Linked DNA regions of Mus musculus: region 1 is linked to region 2. The links are chromatin loops, found by intact Hi-C in ENCODE. Cell type or tissue: gastrocnemius. All regions are shown on one strand.

What was found. Hi-C counts contacts between places; a loop is a spot of excess contacts. Peaks named below come from ENCODE experiments on the same cell type or tissue, not always from the same donor. Only the 100,000 strongest peaks of a DNase experiment are listed, where the experiment ranks them.
Region 1: a loop joins it to region 2, with 2.0 times the contacts of the local background. A loop is called at or near these places in 3 of 42 quality-filtered maps.

What each region holds. Positions count from the first base shown.
Region 1 is chr3:9,708,080-9,710,579 of GRCm38, reverse strand. All of the region lies in intron 3 of Pag1 (phosphoprotein associated with glycosphingolipid microdomains 1), which reads left to right. Among named protein-coding and RNA genes, the nearest start is that of Gm33169, 46 kb to the right of the region's middle. In gastrocnemius, a CTCF peak has its summit at 1,484 (motif pointing left); a DNase peak (open chromatin) is centred at 1,467.
Region 2 is chr3:9,778,817-9,781,316 of GRCm38, reverse strand. The region is part of intron 2 of Pag1 (phosphoprotein associated with glycosphingolipid microdomains 1); the gene reads left to right. Among named protein-coding and RNA genes, the nearest start is that of Pag1, 54 kb to the left of the region's middle. In gastrocnemius, no CTCF peak of the experiment used is centred here; a DNase peak (open chromatin) is centred at 1,390; H3K27ac peaks cover 998 bases.

The sequences.
Region 1 (2,500 bases), 71 kb after region 2:
GCTCAGCTTGGTGTGATCCACAGGTGTCATAGTGTCACTTGAGGTCAGTAACGGTCAGCGGGACTCCTTTGCCCTGAGTCAGATCATCTCAGGGGTGAGCTAGAAACCCAGGACAATGGAAGCGCCCAGGAATCTACAAGAACAACCCTAGTAAAGACTCCTAGTAGTGGGAGAGATGGCCTGGAACAATAGTCTCCTATAACCAGACAAGACAAGTGGAGGGATTGAGACATAACCCAGCCACAAAGCCTTCGACTTACAATTTGTCCTGCCTACAAGATGCGCTGGAGTGGCACAGAGAAATTGTGGAAGTGTCCAACCTGTGACTGGTCCAGCCTGAGATCCATGCAATGACAGGAAGCCTAACCCTGGCACTGCCCAGAGGGCCAGGAACCAGAAGCTAGATAGCCAGAGACTTAGGATAGAACCAAACATTACAGGTCCCCTCACAAAAATCAAGTCAGTGAAATGATTCCTGAATCTCATAGACAGGAGCCCGGCATAATCGCCATCAGAAAGGCTTCGGCAGCAGCTGGTGGAAGCATGCAGAGACCCACAGTCAAACACTAGGTGGGGCTCTAGAAATCCTGTGGAAGGGGGTACGGAAGGATTGTGGGAGCCAGAGGAGTCATGGGCATCATAAGAAAATCCACAGAATTGATTAACCTGGACTCATCAGGGCTCACAGAGCATGAACTGACAATCAGAAAGCCTGCATGGGTCTGACCTAGGCCCTCTGCATTTATGTTATGGTTGTGTAGCTTGATGTTCTTGTGGGACTCCTTGCAGTGGGGGCAGGGGCTGCCTCTGATCTTTTACCTCCTTGTGGGGCCCTTTCCTCCTGCTGGGTCAACTCATCCAGCCTTGATAGGAGGGTTTATCATAGTATGACTGCGACTTTCATATGGATGTTTAGTTCATACCAGATTGCAGGCCTGACCTTGTCTGAAGGGAAAAGGAGGAGTGGATGGGGAGGGGGAAGGGAAGGGAGAAGAGCTAGGAGGACAGGAAGGAGAGGAAAGTGGTCAAGGTGGAGAGAGGAATAAATTTTTAAAGATTTTTTATTAAAAAAATATTTATATATGCAGTCCCAAAATCGGCTGCTCTTTGTTTTTAGTAAGGTTGTTTGTTTGTTTGTTTGTTTGTTTGTTTGTGACAGGATCTATCTTTGTAGTCCTAGCTGTCATGGGACTCACTCTGTAGACCAGGCTGGCCTCAAACTCACAGAGATCCATAGATTACCTATGCCATAGATTACCTATGCCTCCCAAGTGCTGAGACTAAAGGCATGTGCCACCATGACTGACCTACAAAATCAGTTATTCACGACGAGTCTTTTCCAGAAATGTAACATGCACCCTACGTAAGGACCACACTCCCATCCCTGCCAAGAAGGCGAAGAGCACAAAAGTCACACCATACACATGAATGGGAGTGCGTTCACACAGGGAGGGTACATTGCATCGCCACCTACTGGGCAAGCAGTGTATCTACACAAGTGGGCAGGAAGTTGTAAAGAAGCTGGGTTGTAAAGGAGCCTGGGAAAATTCAAGGCAGTATCCACGTGAGGTGTTGGTGGCAGAATTATGGAGGCAGATCCAGAAAGAGGTGGAGAAAAAAGAGTGTAAGATCTCTAGAACAGGAATAGTCCACTCTGGAGGTGAGAGGTGTGACTGTACACATACCCTGATGCCACGCTCCTCTGGAGACCGTTTTGTCTCCTGTCTCTCCTCCGCCCCTGCTGTAGCCTCAGTCCTCCAGTCAAGTAGCAGTGGGGCACTGGGGTGGAAGCCGTCTGTGGCTGAGCCTGAGGTTTTACCCTGGCTCCCCGAAGTGAACCAGACAATTACTCTTCTCATTATGAGATTTTTGTACAGGGCAAGAGCTGGGGAGGATTTCTTTCAGTGGCTTTTCATGAAGTTCTAATTGAAGGGGGTAAGCTGTAAGTTCCATCTTTTATTCAGTAGCTCTGAGTGTCCCCCTTTCATCCTCCCTCCCTGGACTGTCATGCTAGGCTGGTACCCCCCACACTTCACCTATTCCAGCAGCCGCCTCCTGTTAAGAGAACAAGAAAGAGGAAAGATGAGACGCGTTCAGAAGTGGAGGGAGCCCTGGAGAGCCCTGCGTGCAGGCTCCTGGTGCACCCGCTGCTCTGCCCCGAGCAATTCCACAGCAGCTATCATCTACAAAGTTTGCTCTTTATAAATCACATTGATTAATCAGGGTGTGGATGAAGAAACAAAACTGTGTGTGTACAAGAGATGGATCCTTTGTCTGTGTTTCTGAAAGTGTTTCATGATTTGCAGCTACACAAAATTATATCAGAGGTCACTGTGACTTAAATGCTCTCCCATGTGTATTTTAGAAACCTGTCACTGCGGGCACGGTTTAAAGTGAATTGTTCTTTGTCTCCTGAAATGTGGTGGTTACTTACCCATGCAGAAGCAATTTGTCTGTGTGTCACACTGACCCTGTTGTGTTTGCAGACATAATATATAAC
Region 2 (2,500 bases):
GGCAACTAGCTGTGGATCAGTTTGTGTCTTCCAAAATAGTCTATGGAATCCTAAATCTCTGTTGCCATAGTGATAGTAAGGAGGGTCCTTGGAAGGCAACTAAGTAATGAGGAGGGAAGCTGTCATTGTAGGTTTAGTGATGACGACAAAAAGAACTGTTTACTGGAACCCAAACATGCTGGCACCCTGGTCCATCCTGATCATGGATTTCAGCTCCTAAAGCTACAAGAAGCAATACACTGTTTAGACATTGTACCGATAAGTCTTGATACTGTAGTAGCAGCCAAGGTGATTAGGAAGCGCTCGATGTGTACCTACAAAGCATGAACACACATCTGCCTGTGGAGTCGTAGGCAGATTGGAAGCATGAAGCTAGCATCTTTAAGTCTTAGACTATCTGGTACTATCATATACATCAAAAGCTTAATAAAAACCTGTTAACTGGGGAAAAAAAAAACATGTTTACCCTTTGTGGATAAAAGTATCTAACAAATGGAAATTTGCTATTTAATATTTGGCTTTTGAATTTATTTTTAAAACTACATGTCAAATTTTCCCTAAACTGGTTGTTTTTCTATTGGCTGAAAAGCTCATCTAGTGACAGTATCAGGACATAGAATTCTAGGGACACAGGTGACGTCTGGCCTTATCTGCTTCTTGCCCTGTGTGACCTAAGGCAAGCGCCTGGATTCTCTGGGACGAAGGTTCCTGATTTAAAACCCAGTAAGCAGCAGCCTGTAAACTGGCAAGCACTCACATCTTGGTTTCCACAGTCTTTCACACATCTAGCTCATCTCTCCACTTCAACGTAGCTCATTGGTGTTTAAAGAGGAAATGAATGAGACAGAAGGGGTAGAGAGATGAGAATTATTCCCTCTGGAAGAATTCAGTTTGTTCCAATTTCAACGATCTGGAAACTCAGCTTCTAGCAGCCCCATCTCCCTTAGAAACTGTACCAGGAAGACACCCGGTGGGGTGGAGACTATGAACCTTACACCCTGTGCTGACAGCATCCAGATGTCCTTGGCCTAGGGCTCAAACCCTTTGCCTGAGGTTAGGGTGGTCTGAGTTACTGTTCCCTTGAATCTCAGTTCATGACGGTAGCTGGTCTCTGCCTTAGCTTGAGCCTCACTCAGCCTTGGACACTGTGTAAATTGCACATATTGCAGATGTTTCTAGGTCCACCCAAGCTAATGCAGGACAGAGCTTTATCCTGGCTTCCCTGGCTGGGGACTCCATGGTTCTAGGCACTGTGCATTCTGCTGCTAGTCAGCAGCTACTTTCTGTTTTGCTGGCATGGGAACCCCTGGAGGTCAGTGTGCCCCAGAAAGCTTCCAGCTCCAAGAAAAAGGCTTTGGACAAGAGCCTCATTACCCATCCTTGAGGTACTACAGTGGTGCTGGCTCGACAGGCCAGCTGGACGCATGCCTTGTTCTGCTGACAGACAGAGAGCCTGAGGGCTTCCTGTCCTGGTACTATTGATATACTCCTGTGAGAAACTTTACCCTCTTCTCACTGCCTAGCTCCAACACAGTGGCCTGAGTCTGATCTTGTTCTGTCTGGGAATATAATTACCACATTGTCTGCTAATGGCTGTATTTTACATAATAATGAATCCAACTTCTTCTACCAAATCTACTTCATTTATGCAAAATAGATATAATTTGGAATGTGTATGAATCATGCTATTCTTTTGGGGATCAGAGAAGCTGTTGGAGAGTCTGTAAAATACAATTTTCTGGGCTCTCTTAAGGTTAACAAAAGAAAATGTTGGTTTTGTGTTTACCAGAGACAGTGTTTATTGCCTTTGGATCTTGTGGTCTTTGTGACTCCCACTTTGAAGGAGAAAGATGGTCTCTGCCTACCTTTTACCTCTGCAGTAATGCCCTTGATACACCAGTGATCTGGAAGCACTAGGAGGCTTGCTCACTGATTTCCAGTAGTATAGAATAGCTACTCCAAATCAAACCTGACTATTAACAAGGAAAAGGAAGAAAATTAAATTAGCAGAGAGATACAGCAAAGTCCTTTGAAAGTGCGTGACATGTCTTTATATGTGATCCCCATGAGAAACTAATTTTATCCTGGAAAGAAAACATTTGTCTCCTGAAAGATGACAAAATACTTTGCTTTATTAAAGACAATGGATTATTGGTCATAAATGGAAAACTGGGAATTCTTGTTTATTTAATTTTGTCATCAACTTGTGGTTCATTGTCAAAAAAATAAAAATAAGAGTAACCTGCAAGACTACCATCCCTGCCTGGTGTGCAGTTTGGTTTTCGGGTATAGTTAATTGTACATATTAATTTAAATGTCAGGCATATGAATGATAGCTGAACATTGTAGAAGTTCTTGATCTTGGGGCTTTTAGTGATCGTTGTCTTCTATGTGAACTTGAAGCACAGATGCCTATATCCTTGAAAACACACATCTAAAAGGCCATACTCGGGGTACGCTCCCCTGGAGAGCAATAGAAAGGAACTTTTCGATCATACAC